Regions from separate parts of the Mus musculus genome. Here regions 1 and 2 are each linked to region 3. A link is a loop called in an ENCODE intact Hi-C map of the cell type or tissue named here. Cell type or tissue: left cerebral cortex. All regions are shown on one strand. Links, peaks and the distances in the headings refer to the core of each region. The heading gives the core; the rest is flanking DNA.

The links. A loop is a pair of places that touch in the nucleus more often than their neighbours do. Peaks named below come from ENCODE experiments on the same cell type or tissue, not always from the same donor. Only the 100,000 strongest peaks of a DNase experiment are listed, where the experiment ranks them.
Region 1: it touches region 3 in a loop (2.9-fold over the local background); 8 of 42 quality-filtered maps call a loop at or near these places.
Region 2: it touches region 3 in a loop (4-fold over the local background); 10 of 42 quality-filtered maps call a loop at or near these places.

Annotation. Positions count from the first base shown.
Region 1 is chr5:45,294,781-45,302,688 of GRCm38, reverse strand. The region is part of intron 4 of D5Ertd615e (DNA segment, Chr 5, ERATO Doi 615, expressed); the gene reads left to right. Among named protein-coding and RNA genes, the nearest start is that of D5Ertd615e, 130 kb to the left of the region's middle. In left cerebral cortex, for the core only: no CTCF peak of the experiment used is centred there; a DNase peak (open chromatin) is centred at 3,604.
Region 2 is chr5:44,480,938-44,485,937 of GRCm38, reverse strand. All of the region lies in intron 5 of Ldb2 (LIM domain binding 2), which reads left to right. Among named protein-coding and RNA genes, the nearest start is that of Gm40297, 53 kb to the right of the region's middle. In left cerebral cortex, for the core only: a CTCF peak has its summit at 2,296; DNase peaks (open chromatin) are centred at 1,209 and 2,300; H3K27ac peaks cover 325 bases.
Region 3 is chr5:45,399,341-45,407,248 of GRCm38, reverse strand. The region is part of intron 1 of D5Ertd615e (DNA segment, Chr 5, ERATO Doi 615, expressed); the gene reads left to right. Among named protein-coding and RNA genes, the nearest start is that of D5Ertd615e, 21 kb to the left of the region's middle. In left cerebral cortex, for the core only: a CTCF peak has its summit at 4,384 (motif pointing right); a DNase peak (open chromatin) is centred at 4,404.

The sequences.
Region 1 (7,908 bases), core at 1,496-6,495, 100 kb after region 3:
GTGAGTGCTTGTACTGGAACCTGGATCCTCTGGAAGATCAGCCAGTGTTCTTAAACACTGAGTAATCTCTCCAGATCCCAACTTTATTTATTTTTTATTTTTTTATTACATATTTTCCTCAATTACATTTCCAATGCTATCCCAAAAGTCCCCCATACCCTCCCCCCCACTCCCCTACCCACCCATTCCCACTTTTTGGCCCTGGCGTTCCCCTGTACTGGGGCATATAAAGTTTGCATGTCCAATGGGCCTCTCTTTCCAGTGATGGCCTACTAGGCCATCTTTTGATACATATGCAGCTAGAGTCAAGAGCTCTGGGGTACTGATTAGTTCATAATGTTGTTGCACCTATTAGTCAAACAATTGAAAGAGCTAAACATTCCTGTATAGAATTTAAAAAAAAAAAGAAAGAAACTTGAGGGAGAAAGCTATTGTTTTTATCATCTCATAACAATTTTTGAAAGATTAAAAAAGCATATATATGTGTGTGTATCTGTATGTTGGTATGTGAATGTGAGCAATGGAGGCCAGAAGATGGTGTTGGATCCCTTGGATATGGAGTTACAGGCACATGTGAGCTGCCTGATGTGGGTGCTGCGCACAGAACTCAGGTCCTCTGCAAGAACAGTAAACACTGTAGCCACTAAGCCTCTCTACAGGCTTCCTCATGAACTTGTAGCATCGGATAATACCTCCAGTATCTTCCAAGATTTAATTCAGAATTTAAGAAACAAAATACTTACTATGTATTATATGGTGTATAGTAGGCTGTCAGATGTAGACGGTCATAACCCCAGTTTCAGCTGTTTCCCTGTGGCCCAAAAGGTATTCTTATTCTCTCTGAACCCAAACCCTTCATTTAAAAATGTTTCCTGTACTCTGTGCCTGTGGAAATTCCTAAGAGACTATATGTATGTAGATGCTGCTGCTTATTAAATTTTCAAGTAAATGGCAGATATGTCTGTTCCTATCAAGACTCTAGGAGATAAAATAACTTTAAAATAATAATGCGGACTGCATGGAGAAGAAGGCAGGCTGTTAAACAGTTACATCCTAGTCTAGAGTTAAAACGAAATCTTCCTCAGAGTTTTGACTTTGCAGGGAAGACAGCTTCCTTAATGATGGAACAGTCTAGAAAACACCCACTGGGATGTGGGGGTTGGGATGTCCTATGTGTTTGTGCTGAGAATTGAGCAGTCCTCAGATTGCCTGGATTTTCATTCTGCTGCCCAGTGAGCCATCCCAGGAACCCAAGAGGAGGGTACTGTTTGTGCAGGCAGCAGCAGATCCCAAGAGACTGAAGAGGCTGCCTGTTTACAATCTCTTCCCTGTGGCAGCTTGCAGCACAGTGTCTGCAGCAGAATAAAGTTTGAAACATGACTCATATTTTGTTTTCAATAGTTTTTTTTTTTTTTTGTCTCTATTGTTAGCAGTTGAGACTTCAGCTTCAGTGCTTCTGTGGCTTGCAGGGAAATGTGCTTCCTATTTGGGCTTCTAGTTTTGCATGGTGTGAGCTCCTCATGGGAAACTGAAGAGAGAAATGGACATTGGTGGGAGTAGGAAGGTCGGCTTTGGGTGGGTGAAGGGAGATACAGGACCAGAAAAGGAGAGGAGCTGTTGGTTTCATAAGTACAAGACCCATGTTCTCTGCCATCATGAATGCCTGGGACAGGAAGGAAGCAGGGCCCAGAGGTGAGCCTAATACTTCAGGATGCTGCAGAGCTCCCAGGTCCAGTCAGCTTTCTCACTTCAGTCTGTGCACTACAAATGCTATATTGGAGGTGGGGTGGGGTGGTGGTGTTCCTTCTGTATGTTTCTGTGGGCTTCCAATCACCTGGCTCTATATGTCTCTCAAAAGTCCCAAAGGACTGCTTTGGAACTGACCATCTACCAAAGACCCCAAAGAGCTTAGTGTAAATACCCCATCTTTTTTGTCCCTTAGATAGAATAGCTCATTATAAAATGAATTTTTCCATGAGACTAAACGTTGATTACTCAGTTCTTTCATCTTTCTATCTCTGTCTTATTTTCTTTTTCCCCCTTCAGTGGACATTGTCCCTTCTGAACAAATTGTCCCTTTTGTTCTCCAATCTGTATCTCATATGCTCAAAATAAATGACCATGGAGGCAATAGAGTACCCTTGCTACACAGCACCACAAGAAAGCCATTGAGCGTCCAGCAGTGGCCAGAGTAGAATAGACACTGAAAGAGGTTCTGAGTTTTCTGTTATGTTAGAGCTCTCATATATTCCAGATTACAAAAGTAGGTGTGCATGTATGTACCTGGGTGTCTGTATGTGCATGCATGTGCATGTACACATGCACAAAGATTCCAAGGAGTAACTTTTGGGAATGATTGGACAGGTAACAATAGACAAAAAGTATGATGGAGAATTTCATTTAAACACTCCTTGCCTAATCATTTCTGCCTTTCATGTCCATCAGCTCTTTTACAGACCTGTTACTTACAGAAAACTAATGCTCTTGAAGACGATTATTGATTATAGAAAGGCAAATTAGGTGAGATGGGATGTAACTGATTTTTGCCCTATGACAGGTCCATTTTGCATATATTCATAAATTCATTCTGGCATCACTTTTCTGCTTAGATATGTATGTGATTGCTCAAATTCCCATTTCAACCAATTCTAATAATATTACTGGTTCCATCATTATTTAATGAGTTATATTAAAATTTTGTCACATTATCATTTTATTAATATATTTGTATAAAGTCATGATTATACCTTAAATTATTCCTTAACACATTAAGATTAAATTTTCTGTGTCTTAGTGTAGTGGGGGCAAAGTCAAACTTAAGGAACTTCTCGAAAATTATGCTTATGCTTAAATTTGAAACCAGAAGAAAAAAAGAAAGGGTTAATGAAGTGGAGGGAATGCACCCAAGACTAACCACAGCAGAACTCACATGGGCACTGTGTAAGAAAGTGAAGGGGCACAAGACAGGAGGGAGGTAAGCCAGTATGTCTGGAATTTATCCTTCAAATCAAGGGAAGCCATGAAAGGATTCTCTAGAGAGAGTGGTCTAACCAGACCCTTTGCATTTAACCTGAGCAATGTTCAATGATGCTCATAAAGTGTTGCTAGAACATTAAACACAGTGTAAGCAACCTACATATCCACCAATAGAGAATTGATGATGTGGTTGTGATGACGTTTACTTGTTTTCATGTATTAACATAGTTACGAATAAAGCAAAGCAAAGCAAAACAAAACAAAGACACCCCTCCCCACAGGTTTCGAATTGGTTGTGTTGTATTGTTTTGCAATACATGTGCCATGTGCTTGTCTGCATGTAGAAGTCGGGAAGGATGTGTGCCAAGTTAACTGTATCACTCTCACCTGTGGAATTCTGGGTGATTTTAGTGTAATCATTTCAATTTTTCTTCTTCATGCCAGTTATTTTATGCTGGATATAATTATTAAGTTGGGCATGGTAATAGAAAGAAAGTCAAGTGACTGGATCCTATTCTAATGGTGTTTGTAAGTGAAGGGGAAAAGCCTCTTTTGCACTGGAGGAAACCATCTCAGGAGAGCGGAGCTGGGGAGAGCAGATTGGGTGAGTGGGAGGTGATAAAATAGAGATTTAGCAGTGTTGCAGCAGCTAGGAGAAGCCTGGAGTAGAGGGAGGGTTGTAAGAGAGATAGGTTTAAGCCCAACCACATTTAGACCTCCCAGGATTCTATTTGCCGTCTGTGTTTCTTGACAACTCTCCCTATTGAGAGAGATCCTCAGCTTGCCTGTGGTAGCATATTGTCAACTTTCTCAGGTGTACTGCCAAATTTTGATTGGAGTGTAAAAAAGATATTTTCTATGGCTGGTGGGGTCTCTGAGATGAGATGTGTGGCATTCTAATTGAGAGACATCTCAGCTCTGTCTGCTCCCTCTGATGTTTTATATGCATACAGTGACATTATATACAAGAATCTCAGAGATACAGGTGGAGGCTTGTGTCCTAGAATCAAAAGGGACTTTAGTTTCATTAATTGTAAAATGAAGAGTGTAAGGAAAAAAAAACCTGTTGTGAGAAATAGCTTAAAGATTAGCTGTACAGTGCGTGGAAATGATTAGAAGCCCCTCTTCTAACAAGTCTTCATGGAGTGTATTATAACCTGGTATATGCTGAGTGCTAGAAGTGGGTACAGGCATGTTGGGCACAGTTACATGGGTGTGTGCTGTTGTCTCAAGCCAGGAAATTTCACCAAACACAAAACTGTGTGCATGTGACAGGTGTCTGTCTATTGAGTGTTTGAAGTTTAAGTCATTGAGTCTGGTGATACGAAAACACAACTCTAGAAAAAGAGATGGTTTATATTGGAGCCAAACATGAGGAGCATAGATTCAGGTTATCCCAATTTTTCCAACATAGTAAGAATTTCATGAACTTTTTGTAGAGCCAGAACACAGTCATAAATAGATACTTTTTATGTACATTGCTGGAAATGTCAGGTAGCTCTGTTACAGGGCTCAGGTGCTATCTGATGACATTTTAAACTGCTGGGTTGATGAAAGTTAGGGTCTGCTTGTATAAAGCAAAATGATTTAAGCAACAGTCGTATGGATATTAAGTAACATATAGAGATGATCTAAAAATAAAAAATTGGGCTCTCAACCTATGACAACCCAGCTTTCCACTGCCACTGACCTCACAATATGTGTGTCTCTTTAAAATTTTGTGAGTGACTTCAGATCACAACTTGTTGAGACGGGGTCACAATGTGTAGGTTGATTAGACATTGAGTCTCAGGAACGGAGTCAGTGATGTCATGGGCTGAACTCCACGAGATTTTCAGAAAATGTGAGGCTTTCCAATCGTGAATATATAGCTTTCTATAACCTAGCCTTTCCTGTGTCTGTCTCTAACAGATGCAGTGAAGAACTGATTGGCTGTGAACTAGCCATGGTAGAACTTAGGCATCAGAATGCATGATTTTATTACAGCATGTGAATGCAATCGTCTTCTCTATGAGTCAAAGCCAGTGCTCTGGGGTGGCAGAACACAGGGCAAAGGCCCACTGGAGCCCAGAAACATGTAAGATTTGTAACCACAGATGTTGCAGTTCTGAATTAGTGATTGGACAGGGCATGTTTTAAAATGTTCCCCAAGCAAAATTTGAAGAGTTCATTTGAGAATTCACAGAAAGCTTCTGCATGAGATCTACTCCCCAGGGCTCCAATATCTTTGGACCATAGTGTGGGCTTTTAAAGTGCATCCCCATAATACCACTACCAACTCTATGGCAAACACCATTTTAAATATCTTACGTAGATTTACCAATTTAAACTTCATAATAACCTTGTGATGTGGGAATTTTATTTCTTTCAATCAAAGTAATGGATGAATAAATAGCTTAAGGAATCGCATACCCCTTGAAGGTGACAGAGATTCTGGCATCAGATCTCTTAACTAGGACGGTGACTTGCCTTCAAAGTTCAGTATTCACAATGGAACTTGAAATAGTACCGTGGTTATGGTTTGGGGCTAAAAATTCCAACTGAAGTGACTCTGCTTAGTTAAAGTTGGTGCTTCAGAGCATGTCAGACTCTACTAGGCACTTTTTTCTTTTTTCTTTTCTTTTCTTTTCTTTTCTTTTTTTTTGGTGGGGTGTGTGTGTCGTCATGTTAAAGCATCTGGTATTGATAACACAAAGGAAGAAGGATTCGTTTGTGCATATGATCCCAGAGGGCTCTGTCCATGTTCTCTTGGCCTTGTGCACTTGGGTAGGACATGGAACATGTGGCTTAGGGTTGTTTATCTCACATCTGGTAGGAATCAGAGAGTGAAATGGGAAAGGACCGTGGACAAGAAACCTATAAATACTTACCCTAGTGATCTATGTTGTCTCCTAATGTTTCTAGAACCTGACCAAATAGTCCCAGCCCCAGGGACCAAGGTTTCCACTCATACTCTGGTAGGGAGGACATTTTGTCATCTACAATCCCAATATTTTCTCTAGACTAGGCCTGGATTAATTTCTTTTGATTACTATGAGGCAGAAGCAAGTCATTGTGTATGTAGTATGCCAGATAATATCCTTTTAATCTGTGATGAGGTGTCTCTTTTCCTGGTCAAATGATCCTGATACCCACTGTTGATCTGTGTGGTTGTGCTATAGAGGGCTACAGAGGAATTTGCCTATAACCTTGAATAGACTGCTGGGTGACTGCTCCTATAAGAGGAGGAAATGGACAGTCTTTAAAAATATTTCCCAATGGTAACAAATTGTGATTCTACGTTGTCAACTGCTTAGTACTTAAAATTTGCCCCTTTTGAGTATAGAAATAAGAAGCATGGATTTCCAAACAAAGGGTTTTTTTTTTTTGTTTTTTGTTTTTGTTTTGTTTTTGTTTTTTTGTTTTGTTTTGTTTTGTTTTTTTTTGGGGTTTTTTTTTGGCAGAACATTTGTAGATTTCTTCTTACAATGCAGATGTGTTAGCCTATCTTTCAGGAACATTCTATGTAACATTCTATGGTTACAGGATTAATAGTCACAGCCCAGCAGAGCCATCCATTATAAGGAGAAGGGGAACAGCGTAGTCTTAATCACCTCCGTGGCCTGAGACAGGTGTCCATCAACAATCACAATGCTAGCAACTGAAGGAGCTGGGGCACTTCCTGTCTGTTGATACTTCCATGAACTTCCAGTACCTTTCCTGAACCTTTTCAACTAGGTTTGCATGTTCAAAGGCACATTGTTCAATGTTCTTTTGTGCCAGAGTCATTTTAGCTATTTTTCTAGAATGAAATGTTTTTTTGTATTTGACTTTGTCACTTTCTACTCTTTCCCTTTCATGTTTCCTCTGTGAATAGAAACTTATGGGGATGCTGGAATGATTAAGGCATTTATACATGTAAGGCACATGGCAAGTGTGAGAGAAAGTTGACACCAGGAACTCTGTCTTTGCTCTGGTGACTACTATTATAAACTTGAAGCTGAGATGCATCACGACATTGGGCAGATTCTTACTATTTCCTAGAACAGCGGTGTCCATTCAACTGGTCTACCTATACACAGGGGAGACTGAATAGTTTCTTGATAAATAACTTGTACAACTCTCCTTTTATCCTTGAAATGACTCACTAACCTCCTTCCTGACACAGCAACATATTGGGGTTTCTACTGGTCTCTGGGCTCCTAGAATTACAATTCTAAGATCCCAGTTGAGCAGCTGGTCCCTTATTTTCATTTCTTGTTGCTGTCATTTCTTTTCTCAGATTTTCAGAGTCCCTTGGATGATGTAAGTGCCCAGTAGGCTTCGGCTTTTGCTATTAGAAGTGAGAAAGGGAAATGACATCACCATGATTCATTCTCTATCAGTTTCACTGGGCTATGAGATGCCCGAACTAGCTGCCTAAACATTTTTTCCCCTGAGGCATTTCAGAGGGATTAGCATTTAAACTGGGGAACTGGACGAAGAAGATCTATTCTCACCAGAGTAAGTTGACACCATCCAACGTGTTTAGGGCTGGGGTGGGACAGAAAGGTAGGAGAAGATTGAGTTCTCTTTGGCTACCTGAGCTGGGATGTGGATCTGACCTTGGTCTTCTGAGCTCTTACCTTTGAGTGACACCACCAGCTTTCCTGGGTCTCTGGCTTGTAGATGGCATACTTTGAGGCTTCTCGATATCTATAATTTGAGTTAGTGACCTATAATAAATCTCACCCTCTATCCTATTTGTTTTCCTTTCTCTAGAGAACCTTGGCACAGGTATTTTTGAATATATGCTGTTATAAACATGGGCTGAGCATCCTGCATTTTTATATTATATGTTACTTAGGGAAGTCTTTGGAGACTGGCACAAATACTGTTATTAACTAGAGTTGAGGCCTCGGAAGTTGAGTGAATACTTATGAAAGTCTTCTAACCCCTGGGCTGCCTGCAAAA
Region 2 (5,000 bases), core at 1-5,000, 920 kb after region 3:
CTGCGTCACTAGATGCCTTGTCTAGTTCATCTGACTTTTTTTTGTTTCTAAAAACAAATCGTTGTCAATGAAAGAAGCAATGAATTGAGTGGCTGTCTGCTTCTGCTTTTACACGGCCATGAGAGCATGACGAGTCATTTGCTGTCTTCCTCCTTAGACTAGCAGTGTTTGGAATAAGAGTCAACATACATTCCAGAAGGGCAAATAACAAATGGCTTTGGGTTTGTGCATCATAGGAATTTGGTCCACCTGTTCATCTTTGTTATTGTACATAAAAGGGGGTTTTGGAAGACAAGATGGCCAGATCTGGCACATAGAACATTGATTCTCAACATCCTGGTTTGATGGCTGGATGGAAGAGAGGAAGGGATATAAATAAGGGAAAAGGCCTAAGCAGAGATGTGAGCAAGGTGTCCACCTGAATCCTTGCAAAGTCCTGGATATAAAAAGTAGATAAGAGCTAGGGAGCTGGCTCAGTGGGTAACTCCCTTGCCATACAAATGGAAAGACTCGACTATGAATCCCTAGAATGCACATAGAAGTGCTCAATGTGGGGCCAGTGAGATAGGTCAATGATGGGTAAATTGCTTCCAACCAAGCCTAATCACCCAGAACATAGATAATAAAAGGATAAAACCAACAACAAGTTATCTTCTGACCTCAACACAAGTTCAGTGGCTCACAACACATAGACACACTAGTTAGTTAGTTAGTTAATTAATTAATTAATTAGAAGTCTAATGTTCTTATGTTGAAACTCGGGGAAGGGGCAAGCTCATAAATCAGCTGACATGGTATACTGGACAACCAATAACAGAGAGATCATGCTTCAAACAAAAATGGGAGGTGAGGACCTATATCTGAGGTTGTCTTCTGTCGCATCAATCCCAGAGAGAATACACCTGCACTCACTCATAGACATACAGACAGACAGACACACACACACACACACACTATATACATACATAGCCCAAAAGTAGATGTTAAAAAGAAGTGTAGATGATTCACAATGAGGTGTTATTCAAAAAGGATAGAATTTGATTGTTGGTGGCAGATGGGGATAACCACATGCCGACTTCAGGATACCAGCTTTACTGTAGCTCAAGGCTAACACCGACAAGTGCCACTTATTTGTTCAACTCTGTAGATGAACTGCAGCAGATGAGCCTGTATGTGCAGCTGAAGGTAATCAGAGTCCTCCTCCGAGAGAACTATCAGATGAAAGGGAAACAAAGAGAGGCAGCGTGCTGTCCACATTTTCTAGGCTCTCTGTTAATATGAAATTGCAGAAATCTTGAGACTTACCCAAGCCTCCCTGCCCAGTCAGCCCACACATATGCATTTGGGTCAAGCATTCTGCGCCGAAGAAGCAATCAGTCATTTATTGGATGGATAGATTGATCACTTCTAAGCCCACGGGACTGTGCCTGATTTGTCTGCTACTGACAAATGACTCCTTGCTGTTAATCTGGCTTCACTATCTGACCCATCCATCCACGCATCCGTTCATTCAGCAAATCCCCCTTGTCAGGATCCCAGGAAGTCAGACTAGAATGGTGCAGCGCAAGCCTAGCCTACACTCTCATTAAATCTGCACAGTGGCACCTTTTGAGGAAGAGACCTCACCTTCCCAAGGGACCTAACTGACCTGGGCAGCCCACACATGTTGAAATGTTTCATATTCAAGTGTAGTCAAGGCACAGGCTCCTCTTGGAACTTGATGACCCTACCCTTTCCACAGCTACCCGGATACCAGGTGATATTCTACAGTGCCACAGAAGGAGACAAAATTAAACTACAAACCTCCGTACATGCTGTTGCAGAGGTTGCAGATACTACCGACATACAGATTGCCACCTTTCTTTTCATGCACTGGGAACTTGGTGGCAGGCACAACTTTGCTATAAAATTGTTCTTCCAAGTCAATGGACTTGTATTATTATGTTGTGTGTGTGTATGTGTGTGTGTGTGTGTGTGCGCGCGCGTGCGCACACACACTTGCAGTATAGAAAAAAACAAGCCATTGAGGTCTGGCTTACAGTTATTATAAGAAAAAAGGAATGTTTACCTAGAGTCATATGAGACTGTGGTGGCTTGAACAACTTCCAAACCAGATTCTCAAGAGATTCTGAGACATCAGAAAGAGCAAGGATCGCCGCTCCAAGAGTTGGTTGGGACCAACAGAAACCTACTTCCCTAATCTTCCTGACTCTGTTGTAACAGTTGCAAGGCTTTGCTGTTTCCAGATTGTGATGCCTAGCTGCTCAGGAGACCAGCTCTTATCTGAGTTAGTTCTGCCACCTACAGCACACAGCCCAGCAAAACCAGCATAGGCTCCGCAGACAGGATAGCTCATTTGCATACATGAATAAAGGGGTGGGGCTGCGCATCTCCAGCCCGGGACCTCTCCAATGTTAAAAATGACTGTGAAGATTCTTGATTAGCATGCAAAGATGCAATCTCCTTTGGGATGGGTTACAATGATAGAAAGATATTTTCATATTAAAGTGGAAGAAAGAGATGGTAAGGATTAGCTTCGGAAAAAGAAATAGCTACCAATATCCAGAAAGGAGAGGCAATACTAAACACACACGCACGCACACACACACACACACACACACACACACAAAACAAAAAGCAAAAGAAAAAAAAATGAGTTCAAAGTTCTTGTGGTAAGTGTAGCTCCCCCAATCCATACCCTGCTTAATGTTGGTCACCCTTTCTGGGTTCAAGCAGGTCGTTTTTGTCATCCAGCCTGTCATGTAATGAAAAACAGTTTTGTCAAAAGAAGGTGATTTCCTGAGACACTTGAACTGTGAACCCAGGGTAGATTTCTTAATCTGTTTAAATCATTCCTAAGGGGACAGTATGTTCTTGGAGGGCAGAAGGGCATTCTCATATTTTGTGTCCCCAACAAAAGCCCAAGTCCTGAAAGCTGAGTGAATGTGTGTTGATGTCAAGAAATGAGGTTGTGGTGTTCACTGTGTGTGTTGTGCTTCCTAACAATCATGTCCTAATACTCGCCACACCGAGTGCTTGCGTGTGACACACCTTACCTCAGATTCTCACCATACAAGGTGGGTGGGTATCCACTTTCCAGATGAAATTGAAAACCCAGTGCTATCCAGCTGCATGTCCAAGGAGACACACCTGATGACAGTCACACTCCATCCTGAGACTCCCCAGCTGGTCCCAGTCACCTGTGTCTTTTACAGTCATCAGGATTGCATGTAGAAGAAACAGAAATGGACTGAAGAAAATAAAAGCTTTTGTGCAAGCTCTCTCTCTGTGTCCTGCAAGAGTGTGTGTGTGCATGTGTATGTGTGTGTGTGTGTATTTGTGTGTGTGTTCAAAAAAATGTTTCCCAGTCACTGGGATTTCTGAAAGTTTTTCTTGCCATAATATGACTGCAAACATCTCTGAGCTTCAGTGTGATCTGTCTCTGCCCTGTGCGGTGATTGGCTCTCAGGTCTGCCAGTAGAGACCATGGAGGCACTGTCCACAGCGTGCGCTCTGTGTATCCTTTGAGTCTTGGGAAAGGTTCCTTCTAGGGAAATGCCCACACATACAGCCCTCGCCACGTTGAAACACAGAATTAGCTTCAAGAGAATTCTGTCCTGTTTGTTGATTTCTTCTTCCTGGCATTTTAGATTTCAAAGGGGACATAAAATAAATAGGAAGGTCCTATAGATTGAAGAGCTAGCCAGTGATTGCAGGTTGTATTGCAGTATCTATAATGTTGGATTCCCATGGGCCAAGGAAGAAACCTGTCTCACTTCTGTGCTGGATGTTGTATATGTGTTACTCAGCCTTCAAAATCTTCCTTCTTCCAACAAAACTAAAAGAAGTTTACAAAAGACCCTTACTTAGGGTTAATGAATTTCACAAATCTGTCATTAACCAGTAAAATCTTTCTAGGTAACATTCATTGTGATCCTTCTTAGATCTGGGGAGGGAACTTGGGAAGGAGGAGGAAGTGAGAAAAAAACAGACAGAAACTGGAAACATGACAGAGTAGTGTTTTCCACTGGAACGTCCAGATTCTGTGAAGCAGAGGACCTGAAACTCCCATGGGAAATTATAGAGCCATATGAAGGTATGAGGGTTTTAAATGTGGATTAAGGGCAACATGTGCACAGTCCGTGAGAAGGGGCTGAGCACCCAAGTCTGTGTTTTCAGTAGTCAGACCTAATGGACACTCCTTAGACTACCCTTTGAGTCTGGAAAGGTCTTATAAGCACTATTCCTTAAATGCATCTGTTCACTGGGACACGGAGGCATTCCAAGACACTATGACCTCATGGAAAAGAGCCTTGGAAGCAGAGGACCGTGAAGGCTACATAAGTCTGTGAAGCAGAAAGTTCTAATTGCAAGAGGAACAGCACACTGCAGTTTACACAGGGAGATGTGTGGGGCATCCTTCGCTATGCCTTCAAGGATGGGGCAGGCATTAGCCATAAGGAGAAGATAACAAGCATCAAACAGAAAGTATCTAAGGGAGATGATGAAGGTAAGGGCTGATATAAAGGAAAAGGAAGAGTAAGGAAGTCAAACAGAAGCTAAAACTTAGGGACTGCACACATGTCTCTCCTAAGGCAACCACACATTTTACAGGGGCAGGCACATGCCAACATTCGCGTCACTGTCGCCCTCATGTGTGATGGATGGCTTGTTCCAAGTCGCAGACTTTGTGATCGTAGGTATTCTGATATGTGTGCACCCAAAGGAATCTAGAAAAGTCTAAGGTCACCCTAAATAATTTTGTCCTTTCATTTAATTCGATCTTTGTCATTAGATATCTTGGCCCAAAGTAAAATGCAAAAGGCTATACAAAGGAGATGACAAGGTGCCTAATGGTAGAATCTACAGATATGTACCACTTACATGAACTACATGGGTAAAATAAAACTAAAAATGAGCACATGAATAAAACGTGTAGAGTGCTCATCACCTGCCTTTATGAGAATCAGCAGCAAGAAGCATCACCTGGTTCTGCAAAG
Region 3 (7,908 bases), core at 1,776-6,775:
TGTGGACGGTGGCTACTGACAATGTGCATGAAATCACAGGTAAGATAAGGAAGGGTTTGGTCTCAACCAAAAATGTTAGAAAGCCTCAATTTATAGCTTGCATTGATGTTTGCTCATAATTTTAGGACCCCCCCTCTCTCCTTTTCTCCCTCAGTCTTTTTCTCCTCTTCTATCCTGTCCCCATTTCCCTCCATCCCTCCCTCTCTCTGTCTCTCCCTCTCTCCCCCACTTCCTTCCTTCCTTCCTTCCTTCCTTCCTTCCTTCCTTCCTTCCTTCCTTCCTCCCTCCCTCCCTCCCTCCCTCCCTCCCTCCCTCCCTCCCTCCCTCCTTCCTTCCTTCTGGCCTGAAAGTCACTATGTAGACCAAGCTGGCCTTAAACTCACAGATACCAACCTGCCTCTTCCTTCTGAATGCTGGGTTTAAGGTGTGCTGCCATCACATTGGTTCCTGGTAGTTTTAGTTTAGTTTTATTCTTCCATATAATGATCACAATTGATTACGCACCCCATTAATAATCATCTGAAGCTAAAGATCTGTCACTTCAGCCATGTGAATATAATTATTGTCTCGTTTACCTCAGTTCTATTAGCTTTCTGGTGTTTATTAGCATTTTTCATTATTATTTTATTTTCATTTATTATAAGAGAGTAAGAACCAGTGTTCTGCAAATTTTCCAAACAAAATAAAAGCTGAATTTTTAAAAAAAAATCCATATGCTTACTTACTTGTTATAGGGATTTTATTGAGTGCTTATTTAGTTGTGGGTGGGAGTGCAGTTCTGACCGTGCTCCAAGACTACATTTTGTTCAGTGACTCATTAGAAAAAGAAATTGGTGTAAGGATGAGTACAAAAGGATATGATTAGCTTGTATTTTTTAACAGAACTGTGGTTACTCTGATGATAGGTCTCTTGATTACACTTATCATGCAGCACAGTGTCTGACCCTGGCTGTCAGCCCAGTGTCTTCAAGTTCTGCTTGATGTGAGGTGCCTATGGGAGGTTTCTTGTGAGCAGGACCGAGGGTGGCTTAAGATACCCACTGGCTACCTCATTTGACTTAGTGCTTTGAACCTCAGTTTACTTGACTAAGAAATGGGAGTATCAATAACCTCAAAGGGCTGCCAAAGCAGGCAAGCAAACAAACAAAAAGAATGAAGCCATTTCTTTGAAGAAAGGAGTTAGTGTGAGACTTAGAGCTCTATAGTTACCATTATTTGCATTCATGTTCCTTTTGAGGATTTATGGAATTGTTAAAAGAATTGTTGTAGGTGGTGAGTTATATTAATAACCAGATTAAAAAAATAAAATAAGCTATTTTTTGCCATTGCTCTAGAGGTGAGGGGATCTGGGAGAACTGAGCCAATGAACGAGGCAAGACTAAAGTCTCATGCACTAGCAAACTCAGAGCATCCGGCAATTTATACCCAGAGGTTTAAGAGAAACCACATAAGTACAGTTCTCATTAGTTCAAGCTGTATACAACACAAGGACAAGCCACAGGCAGCAGGAGCCTGTTTGTGCATAGAGGCATATAAAGGATAGTTAGCATTTTAATTGATTAACAACAGCAAGCAATAGTGAGTAATCTGAAATAAGCTCACTCCTATCCGACTCACCAGGAGCAGCATGAAAACACATTCCAAGAACAAGTCTGTGCTTTGAAGAAACAGAGGTCACAAGACTCTTGTTTTCTTGGGATGTTCTCACCAGCACTCAAGATTCTTCTTCACACATGACTCCATTCCTAGATGGTGTTCTGATTTTTTTTTTTTTTTTTTTGAGAATGCTGAAACCTTTCAGGGTTAACTTTTGTTTTGTTTTCTGGTTAAGACATCCTTCCAGGTCAGATGTCATGAAATTATTAATACTTTCAACCATATTGGAACACATGTGTTCAACAAACAAGCATTCACATAAATAAGGTGAGTGCATTCTCTCTCTCTCTCTCTTGTGTGTGCAGCTTCTCAATTGTGTATGTTCGTATCTTTGCTCAAGTGAGTGGGCGGCCAGGCAAGTAGAAAGGAATGCATGAGAGGAGAAGAGAGCCTTTAAGGGAGCTGATGAGAAGGGTACTAGAACACATGCAGTTGGAGTGTAGAAAGGGAAGTCCTGGGAAGGGAAGTCTAAGCAGGGACCGGAGTATAGAAATGGAAGAATGGGTGGGAGGAGAGTCAACCAAAACTAAGTTCTTATGAAAATGCCATGAAAAATCAGTTACCTAGTAAGCTAATTGAAGAAAGAAAAAAAAGAAGAGAAGAGAAGAGAAGAGAAGAGAAGAGGATCTGGAGAGATCCTCAGTGGTCAACCATCTGATCCAGATATATATTCAGGTGTGCCCACAAACAAAAAATAAATACATCTTTTAAAAATAAATAATAATAATAATAATAAGGTCATGGGTGAGAAAGGTGAAGGGGTTTCTGCTTCCAGGGCATGCAGGGAACCTGCACTAGGTCTCTGCTCAGGTTTACTTTCAGTGGAAGCAGCAAGCAGTCTCTTCCACCTGTTGTTTCTGTTATGTGCATGTCCTGGGTGGCTTTTCCAGGGGAGTGGGCTGATGGGAGAATTGCTGTATGTGGCTAACTGATAAAGCCCCTGTGATGCTTTCTAAGTGGACATCAGAGCTCACCAACCCAGTGAGGAATGTGTTTCCCAGAATCCTTGGAGCAAGAAAGAGGTATATGTATGTGTCTGATTCTGCCATAGTGCTATGGCTTCTGCAATGCCAGTTCAGAGCCCAGGCACAGGGTACAAAGACACGATATTCCCACTCCATTCAAGTTTGTCTTGAGAAGTCTGAGTCTCAATGTGAGTGTCGCATTAATCACGGAGTCACGTGCACTGTAGTCGCCCTGGAGAGCTGCTCTTATGTGCGGAGGACTTTTCAATCATGAGAAATAAATTCATATTGAAACCTGAGAACTTTTGAATGTATGTTTGTGTAACACACACACACACACACACACACACACACACACACACACACACACACACACACGTTCAAGCCTTTTAAGCCAGTTGATCATAACCAGCTACTTTTAGAGAAGGTTTAAAATAAGCTTGGCAATCTACATGCTACTGATGATCTTTAGGTTGTACCAGATAGTACTGTCTTAAATGATGGATGATCAAGACTCAGATAAGAGATACGAGATATGAGGATGGAGAAAAGAGCAACATCACATTTAGGCAAGTGATATCAGAAGTGCTGTATAAAATAATGCCTGCTTATTTTTCAGGGTTTTGAATTAGTTATATTCGTGCATTCCAGATCCACAAATTCTGAACACTCTGCCTCTTTCAAAGTGATTGCCCTGAAGACCACCATTTTCAAAATGCCTCGAAGACTGCTCACGGCAAAACCCAGCTAAGTGTGTTAGCCCGCCCTCCTGCAAGCCGGGAATAAGTGCAAGATTCACTTTCACTTAATGTTAACATATTTGGGTCAACCAATACAGGTGGGAGACTAGTTCACGTCCATCCATTGTGCGTGGCTCTCGGGACGTTCACGTCAATCCATTGTGCGTGGCTCTCGGGACAAAGATGAATGAGGCTTGCTTCCTGCCCTTGAGGTGCTCACTGTCTGCGGGGAAAAGGACCACATAGACAAAATAAGTTAGCTCCGGGGATGAAAAAAGATGAAAGATGCAGAGTCCCGAGGAAGCAGAGATCTATCTTGATTTGGGTAAATAGGCACTCGAGCCTATTTACTATTACTTGAAGGACAACCAAGACCTTGAGAGTTTTCTGTGAGCTCTGAAAAGCAACTGGCCTTGTTTCTGAAACTTTAGGACATTGTGCTCCATGCCACAGATACACTAGCCTAGGAGGTGCATGAAATCTGGGCATTTCAAAACCCACATAATGAGAGGTCTGGACTAACAGGGAAATCTTCATAGTATTGTCTCTGAATGCAACATTTTGTTGATGTATTTTTTCTGAATTGCCCTTATTGAGTCATCGATCCCTCTGGCTTTCTGCACTATAACAAGAAATACTTCAGATTTAACTCTCCTGTAACACCATGGACTTGGCTCTTGGCAGTCTTCCTGATGTGGTGGTCCTTTCCAGATGTGCTTCTTAACGCGTGGACTTTGGAATCTCGTAATAATGGGTGCATGTAAGACAGGAGGCTGAAAACCAACCGTTTGCACCATACAAAGATCAGTTTCTTAAACTATGATTCCATGGAACAGTTTTGGAAATATTAGTAGGTGTACTATATGCTAGGAGGCTTATATGTGGTTCCCTGCCTCCCTCCACCCACCCCCAGATTGCTGTTCTTATTTATAATCTCTCAGCTGCATACTCACCTTTTCCTGAAGCATAAAGGAAACATAAAGTATTTCTCCTTTGCGGCAAACTCCAGCTTCGTCAGTAGAGGGCGCAGGAGGAACATTGCAGGAGAAAGGAGCGGCTCGCGGTGCTGTTACTTGACTCCAAGCGCTCAGCCCCACAGTGCTCTCAACTGTAGAGCTCAGCCCTCAGGCTCACTCTTTAGAGGGATTTTCTATTTACCTCAACACGGAGGATCAGGCTTTGTCTGGCATTTCAAGGATCTTCTGCAATCTGAAGAGCCCAACCCCGCATGTTTTAATCGTATCCGAATCCTTGCTTTGAGGAAGAATCCTACTTCCAAATTTGTCCTTCCTTGAGTACTTTCCCTTGGCCTTAGAGTAATATTTAGCATTCATTTTACATTCACTTTACATCGTTATAGTTACTCTCTTGCGGTTAATAAGCTTTAGTGTCAAACTTGCCCTGCTCTGGTTCCTATACAAATTTCGTCTCCTTAGATTCGTGACTCACACAGTCAGAATACAATAAATGACTCTCAAATACTTACCTTGGGGTCCATTTATATCCTTAAAGACCCCAAAGTGCTTCTGGTAGGTTGTATTTATTGATATTTGTTATACAGGGAAGTAGAAGTAAGACATTTGAAAGACGTTTTAAAGCTGATTCCTTAAAGGGGCGAAACCTATTACATTACAACATTGGGAAAAAAAAATCTACATTTTCAACACACAAGGCGTTAGTGAGAAGAGATGAGACAGTCATTTTTGCAAAGGTCTTTATACCTGATGAAGACCTTTGCACGGCTCTCATATCCTATTCCTCCTCTGCTGGGATAGGTCATGTAGCTCAGAAATCCCCAGCTCCTCCCAGATTCGTAGCGATAAATGGAGGAGGATGTTTATAACCCTTTAAGTAAGTGTGGGGTGCTTCTTTGATGCTGCATCAAACCTCAACTAGTGGTAGTTTTGTTCTGATTGTGGCCCCCTACCTCCCCTGACCCCCATTGTGTTTCAGGTCAAGCACAAGGCCACAGTGGTAGAATCTACCAGGTCAGTAGTGAGGCTTTATAGCCGAGAGACTGTCAACAGGAGATCCTTGTGCTGGAAGCTTGGTTTCCAGTGTGGGAATGTGGAAGATGGAGAGCTGTTCGCGAGGGCATGCTGCTGTCCTGGAGGGACTGCTCAAGATGAAAACTGAAGATGACCAGGAATCTCTCTGCATTCCTCTTTTGGGTTTTATCTTCATCGTTCATGTGTTCTGCCACCCACCTTGAGGAATTTGTCAGAGCAAGGTGGGATTGAGAAGATGTAGGAGCTGTGCCCTTGGGACCTCCCAGAGCTGTAAGTGAAACCAGACTCTTCTCTTTATGAAGTTGGTTTGCGGGTTGGAGAGCTGATCTAGTGGTTAAGAGCATCCACCGATCTTCTGAAGGTCCTGAGTTCAATTCCCAGCACCCAGATGGCAGCTCACAACTGTCCAGTGTCATCTTCTGGCAAGCAGATGTACATGCAGATGAGTACTCATATACATAAAATACATTAAAAATAAATAAAATAAAATACACTTTATTAAAAAGTAAAACCAGCTGGTACAAGCTATTTCCTTAAATAGAAAGTAGGCAAATACAGCAACCACTCTGAAACTAAAATCCATAGTCTGTTTGGTATTTTGACTCTGTTTTTGCCCATGAATGACTGTGATGCCATTTATTGGCCATTTGGAAAATACTGGTTCATTGAGTTGTTCAGATATTGCAATGCTGCTTTGTTTCTTTATACAACAAGCAAACTACTTTCCTTCATGTTACCACCGATATTATTTTCAAAACCAAGTATTAGGAGTTACTAAGTTTAGAGTGGCAGGCATATTTTTTTTCCAAACCATCTAAGAGTATGTAGTTTATCATTGGTAAGAAAACATTTTCCAAACAATTAATTTCAAGTAATCACAATTTATTTGTCAGTTGTCTTCTCAAACAGGAAGATAATTTTTAAAGGAAATGACTAATTTGTCTTGTCATCTAATGATTCCTGTGTTGTTCCTCAAGACAAATGAGTACTTTTTTTTTAAAGGGGGGGCATTGGTGAGATACAGGTATTTTTTCTTTAATATTTTTTTTCCTAAAGATCGATCTATCTATCTATCTATCTATCTATCTATCTATCTATCTATCTATCTATCTATGTATGTATGTATCTATGTATGTATCTATGTATGTATGTATGTATGTATGTATGTATGCATGTATCTATCTATCTATCTATCTATCTATCTATCTATCTATCTATCTATCTATCCATCCATCCATCCATCCATCCATCCATCCATCCATCTATCTATCTATCTATCTATCTATCTATCTATCTATCTATCTATCTATTTATTTGAGTGCACAGTTGCTGTCTTCAGACACACCAGAAGAGGGCATCAAATCTTATTATAGATGGTTGTGAGCCACCATGTGGTTGCTGGGAATTGAACTCATAACCTCTGGAGGAGCAGTCAGTGCTCTTAACCTCTGAGCCATCTCTCAAGCCCCAAATGAGTGCTTTGATAAGTGGTGAGAGAGCTTTATATTAAGAATCATCAAACTAAACTTAGAATACCCAAGATACAAGATACAATTTGCAAAACACGTGAAACTCAAGAAGAACGAAGACCAAAGTGTGGGCACTTTGCCCCTTCTTAGAATTGGGAACAAAACACCCATGGAAGGAGTTACAGAAACAAAGTGTGGAGTTGAGATGAAAGGATGGACCATCTAGAGACTGCCACACCGGGGGATCCATCCCATAATCAGCCTCCAAATGCTGACACCATTGCATATGCCAGCAAGATTTTGCTGAAAGGACCCTGATATAGCTGTCTCTTGTGAGGCTATGCCGGTGCCTAGCAAACACAGAAGTGGATGCTCACAGTCAGCTATTGGATGGAACACAGGGCCCCCAATGGAGGAGCTAGAGAAAGTACTCAAGGAGCTAAAGGGGTCTGCAACCCTATAGGTTGTTATTAGACGCGTTCTCACGACCGGCCAGGAAGAACACCACAGACCAGAATCTTCTGCGGCAAAGCTTTATTTCTTACATCTTCAGGAGCCAGGGTGCAGGAAGCAAGAGAGCAAGAAGCAAGAGAGAGAGAAAACGAAACCCCGTCCCTTTTTAAGGAGAATTCTCCTTCGCCTCGGACGTGTCACTCCCTGATTGGCTGCAGCCCATCGGCCGAGTTGACGTCACGGGGAAGGCAGAGCACAAGTAGTCATAAGATACCCTTGGCACATGCGCAGATTATTTGTTTACCACTTAGAACACAGGATGTCAGCGCCATCTTGTAACGGCGAATGTGGGCGCGGCTCCCAACATCTCCCCCTATCCTTTTAATAAGAGCAAATAGGCCACCCATATTAATGAGAGTGGAGATAGAGGTCAAATCCCCAGTGTGTAGGTAAAGGAGCCATGTACAGGATTAGCTCTTAGGCTCACAGGCTTTTACCCAGAGCAACCCTGACCTGCTCCCGTGTCGTTTTGCCTGGGGGAAGGGAACTAGGACACTGAACCTTCATGAAAGATGACATGTCTCCCTAGAATAGGCTCATATATGCCGCAGAGCCT